2 separate regions of the Homo sapiens genome follow, and region 1 is linked to region 2. The links are chromatin loops, found by intact Hi-C in ENCODE. Cell type or tissue: gastrocnemius medialis. All regions are shown on one strand. Each heading gives the region's core, and the rest is flanking DNA. Links, peaks and the distances in the headings are about the cores only. Region 1 overlaps ARIH2 (ariadne RBR E3 ubiquitin protein ligase 2). Region 2 has its middle 24 kb from the start of IP6K2.

Region 1 (12,484 bases), core at 2,602-10,601, 210 kb before region 2:
AGTGCGGTGCCTGTTCACAGACACGATCCTACTACTGATAAGCACAACAGTTTTTTGTTCTGTTTTTTACAGACAGGGTCTTGTTTTGTTGTCCAGGTTGGAATGCAGTGGCATGATCATATCTCACTGTAACCAAGAACTCCTGGGTTCAAGCAATACTCTCACCTCAGCCTCCCAAGACACTAAGACTACAAGCCCACACCACCACTCCCAGTTGATTTGTTGTTGTTGTTGAGAGAGGGTCTCATTATGTTGCTCAGGCAGGTCTCAAACTCCTGGTCTCAAGTGATCCTCCTGCAGCACGGGAGTTTTGACCTGCTCTGTTTCCAACCTACGTCAGTTTACCCCTCGAATAGTTTTAAAAAACATGAAGTGGGGCCAGGCGCAGTGGCTCACACCTGTAATCCCAGCACTTTGGGAGGCCAAGGCAGGTGGATCACAAGACCAGGAGATTAAGACCTGTTTGGCTAATATGGTGACATCCCGTCGCTACTAAAAATACAAAAATTAGCTGGGTGTGGTGGTAGGTGCCTGTAGTCCCAGCTACTCGGGAAGTTGAGGCAGGAGAATCGCTTGAACCCGGGAGGCGGAGGTTGTAGTGAGCTGAGATCGCGCCACTGCACTCCAGCCTGGGCGACAGCAGAGTAAGACTCTGTCTCAAAAACAAACAAACAAACAAACAAACAAAAACAATGAAGTGATACTGTTTTAGATGAACTCCCTGCTGGAACCTTTTCTTTCTTCTCATACCCAGTGGGGCCCAATCAGCCTTACACCATGCTTTCTGTTCTGACTTCTACATGTCTCATTATGCATGACCACCAAGTCCTAGCAAAGATACTATGCCACCTAGTAACTCAGAGGAATTCTGACCATGTCCAACAGCTGCCGTCTTTTTTCACTACAGATGGGCCCTTTACACTAAGAACAGGGGTCAGGGTTGACTCACAGATCCACAAAGCCCAGAAATGGACTGGACACTGGGTAGCCATTCAACAAATGCTGATTATTAAATGGTATGTCTTTAAGCTGTGGATTTAAAATAAAATTTTGTTGTTTCATTAGAAAGGTCAAGAAGGTTTAACACTGATCTCTTGATTTCAACAGCACCAACAGCCACAGTGAAGCCTCAGAATTAACACACTAGGTAGTGCTCACCTACAGATAACAACATAACCCTCTACTGAAGCCAAGAATTTCCTAATGATTACAAGTCTGATAATGACCAACTCAGAATATCCCAGCAGAGCTGAGTTCTGGTGAGAACAAACAATGTGAAGGGAGATATGCCTACCACTTTATAAAATGGACAGTGGTGAGGTGTAAATCTATTCTTTTAATGGCAACAGCCAAGAGGACATCAATACGTATAGGATAGGCCAGGCACAGTGGCTCGTGCCTATAATCCCAGCACTTTGGGAGGCCGAGGCGGGCAGATCACTTGACGTCAGGAGTTTGAGACCAGCTAAGTTGTGGCCAACATGGTGAAACCCCGTCTCTAATAAAAATACAAGAATTAGCTGGGCGTAGTGGCGGGCGCCTGTAATCCCAGCTACTTGGGAAATCAGGAGGCTGAGGCAGGAGAATCGCTTGAACCCGGGAGGCAGAGGTTGCAGTGAGCCGAGATCGTGCCACTGCACTCCAGCCTGGGTGATAGAGCAAAACTCCATCTCAAAAAAATAAAAAATAAATACACACACACACACACACACACACACACGTCAGCTGTATGCATCTCCCAGCAGCCTTCTGTAAGAGACACTACTGGGATCCCCACATCAAGGTGGGGGTGACTGCCAGGCACAGTGGTTCATGCCTGTGGTCCCAGCTACTCAGGAGGCTGAGGCGGGAGAATTGCTTAGCCCAGGAGTTCAACACCACAGCCAGCCTGGCAACACAGCAAAACCCTGTCTCTTAAAAAAAAAAAAAAAAAAAAAAAAAAAAAAAAAAGTGCCGGGCGCAGTGGCTCACGTCTGTAACCCCAGCACTTTGGGAGGCAGAGGCAGGCGGATCACCTGAGGTCAGGAGTTCGAGACCAGCCTGGCCAACACGGTGAAACCCCGTCTCTACTAAAAATATAAAAATTAGCTGGGTGTTGTGGCGGGCGCCTGTAATCCCAGGTATTCGGGAGGCTGAGGCAGTAGAATTGCTTGAACCCAGGAGATGGAGGTTGCAGTGAGCCGACATGGTACCACTGCACTCCAGCCTCGGTGACAGAGTGAGACTCCGTCTCAAAAAAAAAAAAAGTAAAGGAGATAATTACACATATTAGGTTGATAGTACACAGAAGATTGGAGACTCTCTCTCTCAAAAATCTACTACAAACCTGATGAGATTCTGAGACCACTAATTAAGGGAAAATGTAGTGTCACTGCACCTCATCCAGTAATGGACACCAGGAAGGATCTACAGGAAAGCCAGATTCCCCAGAGTCCTCTGAGCAAAAGCAGCACAGAGATGGAGAAAAACAGTGAGAAAATGATACTCTAGAATAATATATTCTAAAAGGTAGTCTCAGCAAGGAGGCTACCTTCTCCCTGATTTGGGTCACAAGAGAGAACTGACTGAACCCCCATCTCAACTCCCCAGCAGTTTTCCAGAGGAAGCAGTGGCCACCTTGAGCCATCTTGGCCTCCTGGCAGGAGGGCCAAAACAAATCTTCTAAACAATATTAAGCCAGATTAAAGGTAAAAATCTGTCTGAGTACAAACAGCTGAGCTTTCTAAGGAACGAACTAGTATTCACACCATTAGTCTTTAATGCTTGAAAGAGCTCAACAATCCATTTAGAATCTATCACAGTCAACACTTTCATAACTGAGTCCTTCACCCCCTGTCCCCTTGTTACCCTTTATAATTTGTTCAATTGTGAAGAGAAAACCTTTCAGTAGAATCAAGAAGAGCTCTTGCTGGGCTGTTGTAATGAAGGAGCTAACAACCTGTTGGTAGTTAGGATTAAGTATTATCAAGACAACTTATAAAGAAAAGGCCAAATCTTTTCCAAAAGAAAAATGGATCCAGGGTAGTAAACAACCAATGTAAGCCAAAAAAAAAAAAAGACTAATGACTTAGAAGGAACACATGTGACCAATGTGGTGTTCAGAAGAAACTTGCAGTTCTATTAGATCAACATGTAACCAGAGGATTAAAAGTCCTATTTATTTATGAATGCTTTTTCTTTTTCGTTTCTGTTGAGATGGAGTGTCATTCTGTCGCCCAGGCTAGAGTACAGTGGCGCGACGCTGGCTCACTGCAACCTCTGCTTCTCGGGTTCAAGTGATTCTCCTGCCTCAGCCTCCCAAGTAGCTGGGATTACAGGCACTCAACACCACGCCCAGCTATTTTTGGTATTTTTACTAGAGATGGGATTTCACCATGTTGGCCAGGCTGGTCTCGAACTCCTGACCTCAAGTGATCATCCTGCCTCGGCCTCCCAAAGTGTGGGGATTATGGGCATGAGCCACCACACCCGGCACTATGAATGCTTTTTCTATTTCTAGAAACATTAACTGAGGAAAAAACTAGAAATTAAAAACTAGAAAGTTTCTTGTCCAAAAGGAGTCTCAAGATAATTACTGAGTAATCTGAGTCTCTAATCAGAGATAAAAAAGGTATCTATTGTTCCCTCCATATCAAGGGCCAAAAAGGGTACCATTCATTAGGTTACTGTTTCCAGCAAACCCATTCTCCAATTCATTTCCACTATTCCCCAGAGGAAATCTCATCCCTGTTTAAAGAGCAAACCCTAAGATGGTGGAATCTCTTTGACAGTCATTTTGTACATTCACAAAACCATGAGTAAAGAATACTTACAGGCTGGGTGTGGTGGCTCAAGCCTGTAATCTCAGCACTTTGGGATGCCAAGGTGGCAGGATTACTTGAATTCAGAAGTTTGAGACCAGCCTGGGCAAATAGTGAGATCCTATACGTAGAAAAAAACTTTTTTTTTTTTTTGAGACAGAGTCTCACTCTGTTGCTCCGACTGGAGTGCAGTAGTGCGATCCTGGCTCACTGCAAGCTCTGCCTCCCGGGTTCACGCCATTCTCCTGCCTCAGCCTCCTGAGTAGCTGGGACTACAGGTGCCCACCACGATGCCTTAGTAGAGACGGGGGTTTCACAGTGTTAGCCAGGATGGTCTCGATCTCCTGACCTTGTGATCCGCCTGCCTCGGCCTCCCAAAGTGCTCGGATTACAGGCGTGAGCCACCAAGCCCGGCCTTTTCTTTTTTTTGCGACAAAGTCTCGCTCCTGTCCCCACGCTGGAATGCAATGGCGCGATCTTGGTTCACTGCAACCTCCGCCTCCCAGGTTCAAGCGATTCTCCTGTCTCGGCCTCCCAAGTAGCGGTGATTACAGGCACCTGCCACCACTCCCGGCTAATTTTTGTATTTTAGTAGAGAGTGTTTCACCATGTTGGCCAGGCTGGTCTCAAACTCCAGACCTCAGGTGATCCACCCGCTTCGGCCTCCCAAAGTGCTGGGATTACAGGTGTGAGCCACCACGCCCAGCCAAAACATTTTTTTTTTAATTAGCTGGGCATGGTGGCATGTGCCTGTAGTCCCAGCTACTCAGGAGGCTAAGGTAGGAGGATCGCTTGAGCCCAGGAGGTAGAGGCTGCAGTGAGCCATGATCACGCCACTACGCTCCAGCCGGGGTGACTCAGCAAGACACTGTTTCAAGAAAATGAATAATGGCTGGGCGTGGTGGCTCACACCTGTAATCCCAGCACTTTGGGAGGCCAGGTGGGCGGATCATGAGATCAGGAGATCGAGACCATCCTGGCTGACACGGTGAAACCCCGTCTCTACTAAAAATACAAATAATTAGCCGGGCGTTGTGAGGCACCTGTAGTTCCAGCTACTCAGGAGGCTGAGGCAGGAGAATGGCGTGAACCCGGGAGGCGGAGCTTGCAGTGAGCCGAGGTCGCACCACTGCCCTCCAGCCTGGGAGACAGAGCGAGACTCCGTCTAAAATAAAAAATAAAAAAAAGAAAATGAATAATCATGTTTAATAACTATAATACTTTTCAAAGCTTATGGGGTCTAACTGCCAAAATCATAAATTAAAAATTCACAGATTATTCCTGATTTTAATTCAGTTTGGCTCATAATTTGATAAGATGTTGATTTCAATTGATGAATTTCAATCTACTCAGAATTGCTGGCCAGGCGCGGTGGCTTACACCTGTAATGCCAGCACTTTGGGAGGCCGAGGCGGGCAGGTCACCTGAGGTCGGGAGTTTGAGATCAGCCTGGCCAACATAGTGAAACCCTGTCTCTACTAAAAATATAAAAATTAGCCGGGCATAGTGGTGGGCACCTGTAATCCCAGCTACTTGGGAAGCTGAAGTATGAGAATCGGTTGAACTCGAGAAGCAGAGGTTGCAGTGAGCCAAGATCGCGCCACTGCACTCTAGCTTGGGTGACAAGAACGAGACTGCGTTTAAAAAAAAAAAAATTGCTGACAGTAGAAATACTAAGATATTCTTTCTTTATGCACATATACCAGGCAATATAAACTCCCTTGTTGCCAAATTCAAACATTTCTCATACCTTATCTTGCTGACAGAAATCAGACACTTAACTTCCTTCTGCCTTAATGACCCCCTCTTGATCTCTATGATGTCTTTTGCAGCACCTGTTCAGGTACTCTGTGCTCTTCCTCTTGTATCCCCATCTTGCCAGTGGGGGGCACCACATTCCCACTCCTCTCAAGGTAGGACTGTTGGCCTTTTCCTCCACGTCTCACTCTTCCTTAACCACTTTACCCTCTCCCATCATCACCACTCCAGTGTCCAATCTCTAGTTCTTCCTCTCCTCAGCACTCCCATCAGAAGGGCCTCACTCACATGGAAAGGCATCTTAATGTATATCCCTTCCACTCCATCATCCTCAGGATGAGCTTCCTGACACCCTTATGCAACAGTAATAATAACACAATTCTTGCAGATCCCTTAACTCTTGCCAGGATCAGTTCCTACCTTGTTTAAAACCCATCACTGCTCTCCAGTATTGACAGGACAAACTTTATATGCCTTAGTAGAAGAGAGTCTTCAGGACCCATCACCTAATTCCTCCCCACAGCAATTCACTGAATGATTCCAGAACCCCCATATGTTTCTCTTAACTGTCAGCTACCAATAATGCCCTTCTTTGTAGCATACATTTAGAAATTAAAGAACATACTTCTATAGAACCCCTGTGTCAAAGCAGGAATCAAAAGAGAAATTAGAAAATGTTTTGAACTGAATAACAAAAATACTACATAATTTGTGAGATGCAGCTAATATAATGCCTACACAAAAATTTAAAACTATAAATGTATATATTAAAAAAGGTCCAAAAATCAATGACATAAAGATCTAACCTAAGACGCTAGAAAAATTTAGTCACTGCCGTGTATTACAGCTAAAAAAGGGAAGCTAGAAAAAGATGACTAAGTTAAAACGAAGTAAAAAGAAGAAAATAGTAACAATTAAAAAGAGAAAGAAATAAAATCCAAGTAACAGCAAAAATTAACGAAGTCTAAAAATGGATTCTTTAAAAATATCAACAAAGTTGATAAAACAGAACAATTAGGAAAAAAGAGAAAACAAATTATCCATAACAGAGGTAGAAGATGGACCACCCCCTACAATTCTTATAGACATTAAAGGGAAAATAAGAAAATGTTATGAATAACCTAATTCTAATAAAATTGACATCTTAAATGAAATTAACATGTTCTTTGAAGAATACTTACCAACAATGACACAAAATGAAAAAGAAAAACTGAGCAGCTCTTTATATAGTAAAGACATTGAAGTCATGATCGAAACCCTTCCCACCAAGTTCCAGGCCCAGGGATTTTACTGATGAATTCTATCAACACTAATTTTACATAAACACTTTTACAAACTAGAGAAGAAAGGGACATTTCTTCCAAACTCATTTTATGAGGTTAGCATAACCATGATAAAACATAACCAAGAAAAAAAACCCCAATATTCCACAGACATAGACACAAAAATCCTTAATTTAAAAATTTGCCATTGCACTGAAGCCTGGACAAGAGTGAAACTCCACAGGGGGAAAAAAAACACTAATAAATGAATTTATGAATTTACTAAGGTAAAAAAAATACAAAGTTGGCCTGGTACACTGGCTCACGCTTGTAATCCCAGCACTTTCAGAGGCTAAGGCAGGCAAATCACTTGAGCCCAGGAGTTCAAGACCAGCCAAGGCAACATGGCAAAACCCTGTCTCTACAAAAAGTACAAAAAATTAGCTGGGCATGGTGACATGAACCTGTTGTCCCATCTACCTGGGAGGCTGAGGTAGAAGGATCACTTGAACCTGGGAGGTTGAGGTTGCAGTGAACCATGATAGCTCTACTGCACTCCAGCCTGGGTGACAGGGCAAGACACTGTCACAAAATAAAAATTAAAAAAAAAAAAAAAAAGAAGAAGAAAGAAAATACAAAGTCAATATATACAAAAACCAAATGTTAGAATTCAAAGAAAGAGCCATAAAAGTATTTCTATATAGCAGCAAATTGAAAAATTAAGTGGGTGAATTTTAATAATTTATTTTATTTAACCTAATATATCTGAAATTGTATTATTTCAACATGTAACACATAAAAAAGCATTGATAATCTATTTTTATCCTTTGTTTCATTCTAAGTCCAGTCTGTATTTTAGACTTACGGCACATCTCAATTCAAACTGACTGTATTTCAAATGAGCAATGGCCACACATAGCTACCATACCGGGCAGCACAGCTACAGATTTTGAACACAACAATCAAAACCAATCAAAATGAAAATCCCAATCAAAATCACAAGCTTTTTAATAAAATTAATAGTTGATTGCAAAATCTGTAGAAATGTAAAGGATCCAGAATATCCAAAGCAATCTTGAAAGAAAAGAGCAAAGTTGAAAGACTTACACCATCTGACTTCAAGACTTACTATAAAGCTACATACGGTAATCAAGACAGTGGAGATACTGGACTTCATCAAAATTAAGCTTTTACTCAACAGACATCATTTAGAAAATGGAAAAGTAGGAAGCAGAACTAGATGGAGTAAAAAAAGGAAAAAAAGAAAATGGAATAGACAGACCTATAGATCAATAGAACAAAACAGAGTCTAAAAGGAAACTCATACATGTATGGTAAATTTTCAACAAAGGTGCCAATGTAATTCAATGGAGAAAAAAAGTCTTTTCAACAAAGGGTTCTGGAACAACTGAATAATTGTTTATACATAACAAACAAAACACAGAACACAGACCATTACTTCATACCACACAAAAATTAACTCAAAAGAGTTCACATATCTAAATGTAAAACCTAAAACTATAAAATTGCTAAAAGAAAGCACAGAAGAAAATTGTGCCTTAGTTTAGGCAAAGATTTCTAGATATGACACTAAAAGCACAATCCTTAAAAGAAAAATTTTTTAAAAAAAGAAAATAAAGATAAACTGGACTTCATCAAAATTAAGCTTTTACTCTTCAAAAGACACCATTTAGAAAATGGAAAAGTAGGAAGCAGAACTAGATGGAGTAAAAAAAAGATTAAAAAAAAAAGATACAGGTAACAGGATGGGAGAAAATATCTGCAAATCATACATCTGATAAAATAATTCAAACTATGTAAAGAATTCTCTCTTAGAACTCAGTAAGGCACAAAATGCAATTTTTAAAAACAGACAAAGTATTTGAACAGACATTTCACCACAAAAAATAAATGTATGAATAGCAAATAAGCACAAGGAAAGATCATTAATTACATTAGTGGTTAATGACACTAGTCATTAGGGAATGCAAATTAAAACCACAAGGTATTACACACTCACTAGAATGATTATAATCCAGAAGACCTAAAATACCAAGTGCTAACAAGGAAGCAGAGAAACTGGAACCCTTACATAATGCTAGTGGGAATGTAAAGTAGTAGAGCCACTTTGGAAAACAGTTTATTTCTTAAAATGTTAAACACGGCTGGGCACGATGGCTCACACCTGTAATCCCAGGCCAAGGCAGGCGGATCACGAGGTCAGGAGATAGAGACCATCCTGGCTAACACGGTGAAACCCCCGACTCTACTAAAAACACAAAAAACTAGCCGGGCGTCACGGCGGGCGCCTGTAGTCCCAGCTACTCAGGAGGCTGAGGCAGGAGAATGCCATGAACCCAGGAGGTGGAGCTTGCAGTGAGCCGAGATCGTGCCACTGCACTCCAGCCTAGGCAACAGAGCACGACTCCGTCTCAAAAATAAATAAATAAATAAATGTTAAACATACACTTACCATGTGACCCAGCAATCCCACTCCTAGTTATCTATACAAGAGAAATGAAAACACATGGCTATATTAAGCCCTGGCCATGAATGGTCACAGCAGCATACTGCGTAGTAGCCCAAAATTAGAAACAACCCAATGTCCCTCAACTTACAAATGAATGGGTAAACAAAATGTGGCATATCCATACAATGGAAAATCATTATTCAGCAATAAAAGAGAACACACTACTGATGCATGATACAATATGGATGAACCTCAACCATTATGCTAAGAGAAAGAACCAGGTAACAAAAGATTACATATTGTATAATTCAAATTGTATGAAATTTCTAGAAAAGGCAAAACTACTGAGACAGAAGATCAGTAGTCACTTGGGAACAGGGATCAACTATAAATGAACACGGGAATTTTTTAGGTGATGAAATGTTCTAAAACTGGGACTATGGTAATGACTACATAGTTGTATACATTTAATAAAACTCAAATAATGGTACACTTTAAAATGGATGAGTTCGGCCGGGCGCGGTGGCTCACATCTGTAATCCCAGCACTCCTGGGAGGCCGAGGTGGGCGGATCACCTGAGGTTGGGAGTTCCAGACCAGCCTGACCAACATGGAGAAACTCCATCTCTACTAAAAATATAAAATTAGCACTAAAAACACAAAATTAGCCGGGCGTGGTGGCACATGCCTGTGATCCCAGCTACTTCAGAGGCTGAGTCAGGAGAATCGCTTGAACCTGGGACGCAAAGGTTGCGGTGAGCCGAGATCGCGCCATTGCACTCCAGCCTGGGCAACAAGAGCAAAACTCCGTCTCAAAAAATAAAATAAAATAAAAAGGAGGCCGGGCGCAGTGGCTCACGCCGGTAATCCCAGCACTTTAGGAGGCCGAGGCGGGCGGATCACAAGGTCAGGAGATCGAGACCATCCTGGCTAACATGGTGAAACTCCATCTCTACTAAAAATATAAAAAAATTAGCCAGGCGTGGTGGTGGGCGCCTGTAGTCCCAGCTACTCAGGAGGCTGAGGCAGGAGAATGGCGTGAACCTGGGAGGCGGAGCTTGCAGTTAGCCGAGATCACACCACTGCACTCTAGCCTGGGTGACAGAGCAAGACTGTCTCAAAAAAATAAATAAACAAAATAAAAATAAAAATAAAATAAAAAGATAAAATGGATGAGTTTAATGGCATGTAAAACTTTAATAGAGCTGCTTCAAAAATGAGTTGACTGATGGACAGATAAATGATGAAGCAAATGCAGCAACAGATTAGCAATTATATAATCTAGATGGTATAGTATATGAATGTCCACTGTACAATTATTTAAAGCTCTTTCTTTTAAATTTTTCATAATAAAAGGGCGGAAAGTTTGTCAAATTTAATTCAACGGCAATCACTCACATAATCATACGTCACAATATACAAAGGGTTGACCCTTATATTACTGCATCAAACAGTATACTTTGACTTTTTATTTATAATCCTCAAAATAACAAATTCCACTTTACAGTTTTAACACAGTTTTCACTAAGGTTAACTGACTGTATACACTATAGAGTACAGTATAATAGTGCTAGTATAAAGTCATTTCCATATAGGCCTATAATGCTGATAACTTTACAATATTCTCTGGCTTTTTTTTTCCTTTTTTTTTTTTTTTTGAGACAGAGTTTTGCTTTTGTTGCCCAGGCTGGAGTGCAATGGCACGATCTTGGCTCACCACAACCTCCACCGCCCAGGTTCAAGCGATTCTCCTGCCTCAGCCTCCCGAGTAGCTGGGATTATAGGCATGCGCTACAACGCCCGGCTAATTTTGTATTTTTAGTAGAGATGAGGTTATCTCCATTTTGGTCAGGCTGGTCTCAAACTCCCGACCTCAGGTGATCCCCCCGCCTCGGCCTCCCAAAGAGCTGGGATTACAGGCGTGAGCCACTGTGCCTGGCCTTCTCTGGCTTTCTTGATCTCCCTGACCAAGGCTTCTGAGTATTTCACCGGATGTTCTGCTCCCATTCAGCCAGCTCCTTACCAACATCACTTTTCCACAGGCACAGCTTTTAGGCCTGCCTTCTCACTCCCTGGACTGTCTTTGGGCAATCACATTTGTGCCTGCCCCTTAGTATGAACATAAGCCCCAAAGATAAGAACTCTCTCATTTTACCGGGAGCTAGGGAAGGAAAGTGTATGAGCAAGGTAGAAAAGTGGGGGCAAGCATAAAGTTTATTGTGAAGAGTGAAGGGTACCCTCAAGTTTCTGGGTAGTCCAGAGAAGGCTTTCACAGAGTCAAAGATGGGGTCTGAGCAGAGACCAAGCGCAGCCCATGCTCCCACTTTCCCTGAGTCCTCCAAACCTGCACCACAATGGGTTAGACGCTACTGGGGAGCTTTCTTTCCAGCTTGAAATGAGCTCTCTCTCCTCTGTTCTCATTTACCCTACACATTGCTCTGCATTACCCGTAGCCCTCAATCCAATATGGCTTTGTTTTGCCATTGCATTTACAATGTCAATACTCTCAGATGGTTTCCAGATCTTTATTTCAGGAAGCATGTGCTACATGCATGTCAAAAAGGACTTTGTTTATGGTCATTTGTATTTTCCAAAGGTCATGAGCAAACACCTTCTGTCATCCTCTATAGTCTGTTTTTGACTGAAACTCTAAAATGCACAGACTATAGTGGATGACAGAAGGTGTTTGCTCATGACCTTTGGAAAATACTATCTGACACAGGCCCTCAAAACATGTTCAGTAGTTACCACTTGGTTACACTGGCCTAGAAACCTAGAGTAGATGGCTGCTTGGGAGTCAAGTTCTCCTTTCTGTTTTTTAAATGAATAACATAGTAAATGTGTCACACAGTTCTATGCCTGCTTCACAAGCAGGACTGAGGAATGGAGGATGAAGACCAGGGGGAAATTCAGGCTGTGGGCCAATAATGCTAAGATTTTCTCACAGAGATGTAATGAAGTGAATATGAATGCTTTAGTCGCTGTTACTGACGTGGTTAGCAGCATGCAAATCTACAATCTCAGCATTTTGTTCTGGAGGCACTTTCTTCCACAGTCTAAGGGTGTTAGAGACTAGAGAACTGAAATCAAACTGTCAGCTTAGAATGGAGACTACCTTATAAGATAAAACTTTGAATCTCTGTGTCCTCTGACCCGCTTGCTACAAGGAGACGGCTGCAGGGTTCAGGATCTTA
Region 2 (10,701 bases), core at 2,491-10,490:
AAGTCCCAAGATCTGCAGGGTGAATTGGCTAGCTGTAGACCCAGGAGAGCCAATGGTTTAGTTCCAGTTCAAATGTGAAGGCCTGAGATTCAGAAGAGCCAATGTTGTTGTTCTTGTCCAAAAGCCAGCAGGCTCAAGACCCAGGAAGAACCAGTGTTTCAGTTAGCGTCCAAAAGCAGGAAAAAAGACAACATCCCAGTTCAAAGGTGGGCATTCTGTCTTACTTGGGGAAGAGTTGGCCTTTTTGTTCTATTCACGCCTTCGACTGATTGGATGAGGCCCACACACATTAGGGAAGGTCATCTACTTTACTTCTATACCAAATTAAATGTTAATCTTATCCAGGCTGGGCACGATGACTCAGACCTGTAATCCCAGCACTTTGGGAGGTGGAGGTGGGCGGATCACCTGAGGTCAGGAGTTTGAGACCAGCCTGGCCAACATGGTGAAACCCAGTCTCTACTAAAAACACAAATATTAGCCAGGTATGGTGGCACATTCCTATAATCCCAGCCATTTGGAAGGCTGAGGTAGGAGAGTCACTTGAACCCAGGAGGTGGAGGTTGCAGTGAGCCGAGATTGCATCATTCCACTCACTCCAGCATGGGCGACAAGAGTGAAACTCAGTCTCAAAAAAAAAAAAAAAAAAAAAAAACCTTATCCAAAAACACCCTCACAGAAACATCTGGAATAATGTTGGATCAAATATCTGGGCACACTGTGGCCCAGTCAAGTTAACACATAAAATTAGCAATCACAACATGGTATTTGAATGGTTGTGGATGATGTGCAAGGGTATCCTGTATATCCCTTGCCAGGAAGACAAACTCACCAATGAAACCCAGCAGAGCTGGGTATGGTGGCTCACACCTGTAATCCAGGTGCTTTGGGAGGCTAAGGCAGGAGGATCATTGAAGTTTGAAACCAGCCTGGGCAACATAGTAAGACCCTGTCTCTACAAAAAATAAAAAATAGCCTGGCACGGTGTCTGAAAAAAAAAAAAAAAAAGGCTGGGTGCGGTTGCTCATGCCTATAATCCCAGGACTTTGGGAGGCTGAGGCAGGTGGATCATTTGAGGTCAGGAGTTTAAAACCAGCCTGGCCAACATGGTGAAACCCCGTCTCTACTAAAAATACAAATATTATCCAGGTGTGGTGGCGGGTGCCTGTAATCCCAACTACTCAGGAGGCTGAGGCAGGAGAATTGCTTGAACCCAGGAGGTAGAGGTTGCAGTGAACCAAGATTGCGCCACTGCACTCCAGCCTGGGCAACAGAGTGAGACTCCGTTTAAAAAAAAAAGTAGAAAACATCTGTCACTCAATATTATTTACATAATTTCCTTCTCTGTGACATGGCTATAACCAGAACTAGCAAGGATGCTGTGACAGCCCACTGTACCTACAATTTCTTTTCAGGTGACCAAAGGAAGCGCCTTGTTGCAGTTTGATCTTGCCCACATTTGGACAGAGACACCTGCCTGTACCAAAGGGCCAACTGTGGGAGCATATGAAATCTAGGACCCAAGCAACTGGTAGATGGAAATCTTGGGACTCACTAGGGCCCAATAAACTGGTAGCTGAACCCTCTAAAAACCAAAGTGTCTTTGTTTGAAAGCTTTAAAAATTAAATGTCAGCCAGGCATGGTGGCTCACTCCTGTAATCTCAGCCCTTTGGGAGGCTGAAGTGGGAGGATCGCTTGAGCCCAGGAGTTTAAGACCAGCCTGGGCAACATAGTGAAACCGCATCTCTCGCTCTTTTTTTTTTTTAAAGACAGAGTCTTGCTCTGTCGCCCAGGCTGGAGTGCAGTGACGTGATCTTGGCTCATTGCAAGCTCCACCTCCTGGGTTCATGCTATTCTCCTTGCCTCAGCCTCCCGAGTAGCCAGGACTACAGGCGCCCACCACCATGCCCGGCTAATTTTTTTTTTTTTTCAGTAGAGACAGGGTTTCACCGTGTTAGCCAGGATGGTCTCGATCATGAAACCGCATCTCTAAAAAATTTTTTTTAATTAAAAAAAAATTGTGGCTGGGCACAGTGGCTCACGCCTATAATCCCAGCTCTTAGGGAGGCAGAGGCAGGAGGATAGCTCGAGCCCAGGAGTCCGAGACCTGCCTGGGCAACGTAACGAGACCCCATTCTCCACCAAAAGGAAAAAACAAAATTGTGGTTTTGTTTTCGTGGTAGTACTGCTATGACATAAGACATTCCAGGACAATGTCAAGATCATATCATCCGTAGTCTCAGCCTTGAAGAGGGAACATTACATGAGGACTATGTTAGTGTGTCCTAACAGGAAGCTAGAAATTTGTCCCATCAAAGTTACCTGAATATATTACCTGAGTATATAGTGATAGGGAATCACTTAATTTTATAACAACAATTAAAACAGTATTAAAAAGTGGGAGGAAATTGGGGTCACTTAACAAAGCATCATATTAAGTATAAATTTTGCTTCCTTTACCCATTCTCTCTAGAGACAAATCATGGCCAGTGATACATACTGTTACCTGATTGTTTTCTGATATATAAATAAAATGTGGAGTGTTGGCCAGGTGCTGTGGCTCACGCCTGTAATCCCAGCACCTTGGGAGGCCGAGGCAGGCGGACCATGAGGGTAAGAGATCAAGACCATCCTGGCCAACGTAGTGAAACCCCGCGTCTACTAAAAATACAAAAATTAGGGCGGGCACAGTAGCTCACACCTGTAATCCCGACACATTGGAAAGCCGAGGTGGGCAGAACATGAGGTCAGGAGTTCGAGACCAGCCTGACCAACATGGTGAAACCCCGTCTCTACTGAAAATACAAAAATTAGCCGGGTGTGATGGTGTGCAGTAATTCCAGCTACTCAGGAGGCTGAGGCAGGAGAATCACTTGAACCTGGGAGGCGAAGGTTGCAGTGAGCCGAGATCGTGCTACTGCACTCCAGCCTGGGCAACAGAGCAAGACTCCATCTCAAAGAAAAAAATAAATAAAAGTACAAAAATTATCTGGGCGTGGTGGCATGCGCCTGTAGTCCCAGCTATTCGGGAGGTTGAGGCAGGAGAATCGCTTGAACCTCGGAGGCGGAGTTTTCAGTGAGCTGAGATCGTGCCACTGCACTCCAGCCTGGCAACAGAGTGAGACTCCGTCTCAAAAAAAGAAAAAAAAATGCTGAGTGTTGACCAGGAACCTACTAATCAGTTGTGAATTCAGACAAGTATTACCAAGTTCTAACTTGGAATGTTAGAAGTTAGGTCTGCCTAAGCTCATTTGTTCATTGAATAAATCCTGATGACCAGCTGTGAATGTTTCTAACCCTGTGTTTAAACCCCAAGAATTAGCAACAATAATGGTACTGAGATCTATCAGGTGATTCCTGGAGCTTTCATCCAGTGCCCGTGGAGTTTATCCTCCATGTTTCTCTCTTTTTTTTTTTTTTTTTTTTGAGTGCAGTGGCACGATCTCAGCTCACTGCAAGCTCCGCCTCCCGGGTTCAAGTGATTCTCGAGCCTCAGCCTCCCGAGTAGCTGGGATTACAGGCGTGTGCCACCATACCTGGCTAATTTTTGTATTTTTATAGAAATGGGGTTTCACCATGTTGGCCTGGCTGGTCTCAAACTCCTGACTTCAGGTGATCCGCCAGTCTCAGCCTCCCAAAGTGCTGGAATTACAGGCGTGAGCTGCCGCTCCGGGCCTGTTCCTCCACATTTCTGGACTCATGCAGATAGCAGCCCCTCTCCTATCTCAAGGATGATTATGCTTCTAGTGTCTGTTGTCCTTAGTCATGCTACTCTTTTCTCTCTGGGCTGCTGTTGTGTCTTCATAAAATGAGTAACCTAGACACGCAAGCATGTGATGTCCCTTGCTGCTCTACCTTGCATCATACAATTCTGTTTATAGAAGCATTCTGGGGGAGCAGTGAAAGGAGAACAGCTAGTTTTTTGTTTTGTTTTGTTGTATTTTGTTTTGTTTTTTGAGACAGAGTCTCACTCTGTTACCTAGGCTGGAGTGCAGTGGTGTGATCTCAGCTCACTGCAACCTCCGCCTTCCGTGTTCAAGCGATTCTCCTGCCTCAGCCTCCCAAGTAGCTGGGACTACAGGCATGCGCCACCACGCCTAGCTAAGTTTTGTATTTTTAGTAGAGACGGGGTTTCCCTATGTTGGCCAGGCTGGTCTTGAACTCCTGACCTCATGATCCGCCCTCCTTGTCCTCCCAACGTGCCGGGATTATAGGCATGAGCCACTGCGCCTGGCCAAGAACAACTAGATTTAAGATTTGAAGGACTCCCCCCAGGTAGGGACTCCTCAGAAACTGTCATCTTTTTTTTTTTTTTTTTTGAGACAGAGTTTCACTCTTGTCGCCCAGGCCAGAGTGCAGTGGCACAATCTCGGCTCATTGCAACCTCTCTGCCTCCTTAGTTCAAGTGATTGTCCTGCTTCAGCCTCCCAAGAAGCTGGGATTACAGGCACCCACCACCATGCCCAGCTAATTTTTGTATTTTTAGTAGAGACAGGGTTTCACCATGTTGGCCAGGCTGCTCTGGAACTCCTGAGCTCAAATGATTCGCCCGCCTCAGCCTCCCAAAGTGCTGGGATTGCAGGCGTGAGCCACTGCGCCCAGCCAGAAATTGTGATCTTTATGCTAGTTATTCTAAACATCATGAGAAAGTTTGGCCAGCAATGCATTTCTGGCCTCAATTGCCTTCTGTGAGGTCAGGTGCTAGGAATCAAATTTTTCTGAAGGTGTCTCTTTTTTTTTGAGACAGAGTCTCGCTCTTGTTGCCCAGGCTAGAGTGCAATGGCGTAATCTTGGCTCACTGCACTTCGCCTCCCGGGTTCAAGCAATTCTTCTGCCTCAGCCTCCTAGTGTAGCTGGAATTACAGGCATGTGCCACCACGCCCAGCTAATTTTGTATTTTTAGTAGAGACCTGAGGTGATCCGCCCGCTTCGGCCTCCCAAAATGCTGGGATTACAGGCGTGAGCCACTGCGCCCAGTTGAAGGTGTCTCTTATGTGTGAATTTTTTTTTTTTTGAGACAGTCTTACTCTGTTGCCCAGGCTGGAGTGTGCAGTGGCGTGATCTTGGCTCACTGCAACCTCCTCCGCCTCCCGGGTTCAAGCAATTCTCCCGCCTCCACCTCCCGAGTAGCTGGGATTACAGGCATGCGCCACCACGCCCAGCTAATTTTTGTATTTTTAGTAGAGATGGGGTTTCACCATGTTGGCCAGGATGGTCTCGAATCCCTGACGTCAAGTGATCCACCCATTTCGGCCTCCCAAAGTGCTGGGATTACAGGTGTGAGCCACCGCGCCCAGCCACTTACAACATTTCTAACCCTCCCTCTCACTTCTTCCCAACCAGAATCCTTGATCTTGTGGGCATTTCTTTCTGTTCTATAAAACCATTTATCTGGCATGTCTTTCAGTACACAAAGTTAGGCGTGCCCAGCCCATTTGTACACCACAGGGCAGGAGGCTAGCCAGGCTACAGTATGAGACCAGAGGATTGGCACTACCCACTAGGAAAACCAGCAGGACTCTTCACCAGTCAGTCTATGCTGATAGGCAGACAAATGCACATTTGACAGGCAGCTATTGGGGAAGGCTGCTGAAACAGAAGATACCAGCCAAATCCCCTGTAGCCTTCTTGGCCATGGGCCTACCCCTTCCTCCCTCTGCAGAACTGCACTGAGCCAGGGGACAAAGGTCACTGTGTACTCTGCTATAAGCCAGGATCCAGCAATACCCTTTCTGGCTAGGTCCTCCAACTCCCGGAAGGAGGGGAGGTGTGTGCAGTTGTTTTTTGTCTGCTAAACAGATAAAAAGGAGCTAAAATCTAGACCCACCAGATAAGCAAACCAGCACTTTAGAGTATAACATCCAGTGATGGTCAAACTGTTCACTTTCATTCTGAAACTGCTGGCGTGGGCACGAGTGGACAGCTGCAGTACACACTCCCATGTCTGCTGTGAGCTGAGTCTTGGCCTGTGGCCAGGTAGGGAGAAGGCCTTTGGGACGGGTAAGCCTGGGACGCGGGACATGCTGGAAGCACGCGTGAGTGGCAGTACTGCATTTTGCCACTTTGGCCAGCAGGGGCCGGGCTGTCCTGGAGCTCCCAGCATCCTGCCCCAGAACTGTGCAGCCGGCCCCAAGCCCAGGGTGACAAATGAGGCTGCGCGCTGGCTCAGGGCCCCCGCTGACCTTCCAAGTCTCAGCCCAGACCCCACACGAGGGGTTGTTCTCCAGGAAGCTCCAGCCTTGGTGGCACTGGGTCCCTGAGCTCTTTTCCAACCAGAGCATAGCTGGGTGGAAGAGCATGTGACCCTCAGACTCTGAGCTTGGGGCGCTGCACCTCCCTCGGGACTCAAGATGGTTCCACCTGGCTGACAGCTCCTGTCTCAGTCTAGCCAGACAAAAACGGGTTGGGACCCTCATCCTGGGCCTCCGCTTGCAGCTGTGTACGAAGATGGCAGGCTTATGGGAGGATGTCCACTCCCACTGACCCTGGCATTGCCTGAGTCCCTTGCCTACCTGGGCTGGGCCAAGACCCAACTGCAATCAATTGTCTGGGGTCCACTCGCTGCTGTGGTCTCTGCCTTTGTGCTCACCTCAAGGTTTGTATCTCTGGCTTACAGCAAAAGCAGCCCCCACCCCTAACGCAGAGCTGGCCTCACAACTGAAAACCGGGAAGGCCCTCACTTGGCACTGGGGAACTAGTTCAAGGGCCAGGTGCATGCAAGGGCATATTAAGAGTGCAGGGGTGGGGCCCACTGACACTGGGCGGGCTTCTAGCACAATGGGAATACCTCAGCTGGCCCCTCCAGCTTTGTCCTGCCTGGACGTGCTGGGGACAGGGTGTGTGTGTCCAGGATATACTAGGAACCCTCCCAACCCTGGCCTTGTGGGATCCTTTTCTTGGTAATTTTCCTGTCTTTTGTTCTGGAAAAAAAAAATCTAGGAATTATTTGCCACCAACCCCTCTCTGCATGGCCCACGTCCCAGGGCTGTGGGTGCAGCTGAGGGTCATCAGAGACCTTAGCCCCACCTCTGCCCGAGTGGGACCATTGTGTTCCCAACTCCGAGCTGAGCTGCCTGTCCAGTTCTTCAGCGCTGGAGGCCCTGGGCTGACTCCAGGCAGGAGGGAGTGGGGGTGAGCAAGAACAGCCAGCGGGTTTAAGGAATGGGCAGGAAAAGGAACCTGGAGTGCAGAAGCACCCCTCTACCTCCTCATCAGACTCTTGCCCCCTCCACCTTTGGAGGTCCTCTTTGGGGATCAGAGGCCCATCTCTGCCAGGGGCCTGAAGACCTACATCCTGGAGGTGAGGTCTGTGCTCAGCATCTCACCTGTACCCTTCATCTCCAAAACCATTGCAGTGCTTGCTGCCTGGCCCTAGAGCCCTGTCCTCCAACCTCTCGCACCTCTGCCTCCCTCAGCAATGACTTGCCATGGGTCAGAAACTCCGGTCTCCCTCTTTGCTCCCCACCATCCTCCTCTAGCTCCTGCCCCATTCTGAAACTTGCCTGTGGTTGCCATTACCCTTCCTCACCTCCCATTCTTGCCACAGCCCATGGCACAGTCCCCAGTGACTTCCGCTGACAAAACCAGTGCACATACTAGCTCTCTGGAATCCCAGCAAAATTCACTGGGATTGACTTCTCCCTCCTGCTTCAAGGACCACATTCTCAGGAATCATTCAGCCCTCCTGGTTTTCCTTCCAGCTCTTATGATCATCCTCATCTCTGTTGCCACCTTTAACTACACATAGTTAAATGTTGGAGTGACCCAAGACTGTACTCTGGGCTCTTCTCCCTCCCTCCCTCCTTAGGGAATTTTGTCAGGAACAGTGTGGCTTTGAGTGTTATCACCATGCTGCTCTCTCTGAATTTATACTTCCAGCTGGGACACTTCACCCTGAACTAGTTGTCCCACTGCTTGACATCTCCACTAAGGCTATGAAACAGCTGTCCCAAATATTGTCTTTTTTTTTTTTTTTCTTGAGATGGAGTCTCGCTGTGTTGCTCAGGCTGGAGTGCAGTGGCACGAGCTCGGCTCACTGCAACCTCCACCTCCCAGGTTCAATGGATTCTCCTACCTCAGCCTCCTGAATAGCTGGGATTACAGGTGCAGGCCACCACGTCCTGCTAATTTTGTATTTTTAGTAGAGACAGGACTTCACCATGTTGGCCAGTCTGGTCTGGAACTCCTGATCTCATGTGATCCGCCCGCCTTGGCCTCCCAAAGTGCTGGGATTGCAGGCATGAGCCACCACACCCGGCCCATCCTCTTATTTTTCATCAGTACTCCCTCTCCAGTTGTACCACCCTTCTGTCCTGAAGAAGTCTCCAACTGCCATCACCTCTAATCTGTCCACTCTCAGATCCCAACTCTTCTTTAAAATCCCTCCAGTGCTTTCCCCTCCTTGGACTTAATACTTGGCTTTAGTCCCAGTCTTAATTACCCTCTAGGATTAACAGCCAGAGTCTTATTTTTGAAATGTGACTTTTGCCACATTAGCCCTCGGCTGAGTGCTCATGTAACTTCCTTCCAGCCTTGCAAAGGCGTAAATGGTCCAGGCCAAGGCCTATCTACTGTCCCTTCACTGCAACCACTGGGAACCTTATGCAAATTTTGCTTTGCTTTTGGTTTTGTTTGTTTTTTGAGACAGAGTCTTGCTTTGTCACCCAGGCTAGAGTGCAATGGCACAGTCTCAGCTCACTGCAACCTCCATCTCCCAGATTTAAGCGATTCTCCTGCCTCAGCCTCTCGAGTAGCTGGCACTACAGGTGTGTGCCACCACACCCAGCTAATTTTTTGTATTTTTAGTAGAGACGGGGTTTCACCATTTTGGCCAGGCTGTTCTTGAACTCCTGTCCTAGTGACTCGCCTGCCTCAGCCTCCCAAAGTGCTGGGATTACAGGTGTGAGCCACCATGCCCAGCAGGTTTTGTTTTTTTAATTTAATTTTTTAAAGTGTAGGATATAACAAATACATAAAAGTACATAAAACAAAGATGTTTTGCTCAATTATTTTTCACAGACCAAACAGAAACCCAACACAGATGAAAAACATTCCCAGTGCCCTGCAGCACCCCCTTGTGGCCCACCAGTCACCCCTCCCTACCCTATCCTGAGTTTTAAGATAAGGAGGTCATCACTTCCTTGATTTTCTTAATCTTTCTGTCACCTAAGGATGCCTCTCTAAAGAATTTCTTCGTTCCTCCAGCTAAATATATACCTATAATTAATTGCATAAGAGAGAACCCATCATAACTGCTGTCCTTTAAATCTTTTATCTTTTCCTCTTTTCCTTTCCCTCCCTTCTATCACCATTTTCTGCAACCCATGTTTACAAACTGTATGTTCCCTACTTTTCTCCTGGCTTATATAATTATAAAAGCATACACACGGCCAGGTGCAAGTGGCTCACGCCTGTAATCCCAGCACTTTGGGAGGCTGAGGCAGGTGGATCACCTGAGGTCAGGAGTTAAAGACCAGCCTGCCCAACATGGCGAAACCCTGTCTCTACTAAAAATACAAAAAATTAGCTGCGCATGGTGGCAGGCGCCTGTAATCCCAGCTTCTTGGGAGGCTGAAGCAGGACAATCACTTGAACTCAGGAGGCAGAGAGGTTGCAATGAGCCGAGATTGTGCCACTGCACTCCAGCCTGGGTGACAAGAGCGAAACTCCATCTAAAAATTAAATAAATAATGTTTTTAAAATACAAAAAATTAGCTGGATATGGTGGTGCATGCCTGTAGTCCCAGCTACTCGGGAGGCTGAGGCACAAGAATCGCTTGAAACTGGGAGGCGGAGGTTGCAGTGAGCTAAGAGAGATCACGCCATTGCACTCCAGCCAGGGAGACATCATGAGACTCTGTCTCAAAAAAAAAAAAGCATACACATATTCACACAAAGTGGTTTGTCTTTGTTGTACACATTTAGGTTATTTTGTACATACTTTTCTGCATCTCACTTTTCTTACTCATTCCAACTTTGTGGCAGGCCCTCCAAATGAAGTGGCATTATCCCAGTTCCTTCTTTTTGATGATAATATAAAACCTGTCCACAAATATTTTTATACTCTTCCCACAAAAAGTGGAATCTAAGCTCCCTCTCCTTAAATATGGGCCAGCTTCAGTGACTGCTTCTATTGAATAGAATGGGGCAGAAATTATACTGTGTGATATCTGAATCTAGGTTAGAAAAGTTGATAGAACTAAAACAGGATCCAGATACAGTGACTCACACCTGTAATCCCAGTACTTTGGGAGGCCAAGGTGGGAAGATCACTTGAGCCCCGAAGTTCAAGACCAGCCTGGGCAACATATAGACCCAGTCTCTATTTAAAAATAAAAATAAAAAAAGAACTTAGGTAGGAGGTGGGTACTTGACTCCAGAGGTGGGGCTCGGACGCTGCACTAGATTGAGGACTAGCTAAAACAGGGCCTGGGGAGGAAGAGGCTTTCAATCAGACATACCCACCAACGTGCTTTCAATTTACCATTGCCATGGCAACACCCAGGACTTACTGCCTCTTTCCGTGGCAATGATCCAATGACCCAAAAGTTACTACCTCTTCCCTAGAGATTTCTGCTTAAACAGCTCCTTAATCTGCATGCAATTAAAAGTGGATATAAATATGACTGCAAAACTGCCCTGAGCTGCTACTCTCTGCCCAAGGGATAGCCCTGCTCTGCAGGAGCAGTCACAGAGCCCTA

The links. Hi-C counts contacts between places; a loop is a spot of excess contacts. Peaks named below come from ENCODE experiments on the same cell type or tissue, not always from the same donor. Only the 100,000 strongest peaks of a DNase experiment are listed, where the experiment ranks them.
Region 1: it touches region 2 in a loop (3-fold over the local background); 16 of 110 quality-filtered maps call a loop at or near these places.

Annotation. Positions count from the first base shown.
Region 1 is chr3:48,945,906-48,958,389 of GRCh38, reverse strand. All of the region lies in intron 3 of ARIH2 (ariadne RBR E3 ubiquitin protein ligase 2), which reads right to left. Among named protein-coding and RNA genes, the nearest start is that of ARIH2OS, 33 kb to the right of the region's middle. RefSeq lists an enhancer at 12,110-12,279. In gastrocnemius medialis, for the core only: a CTCF peak has its summit at 5,690 (motif pointing right); no DNase peak of the experiment used is centred there; H3K4me3 peaks cover 351 bases; H3K27ac peaks cover 3,235 bases.
Region 2 is chr3:48,735,482-48,746,182 of GRCh38, reverse strand. It overlaps a transcript of PRKAR2A not described here. Among named protein-coding and RNA genes, the nearest start is that of IP6K2, 24 kb to the right of the region's middle. RefSeq lists a silencer at 8,548-8,637. In gastrocnemius medialis, for the core only: CTCF peaks have their summits at 6,064 (motif pointing right) and 9,078 (motif pointing left); DNase peaks (open chromatin) are centred at 5,652 and 6,012; H3K4me3 peaks cover 1,113 bases; H3K27ac peaks cover 6,464 bases.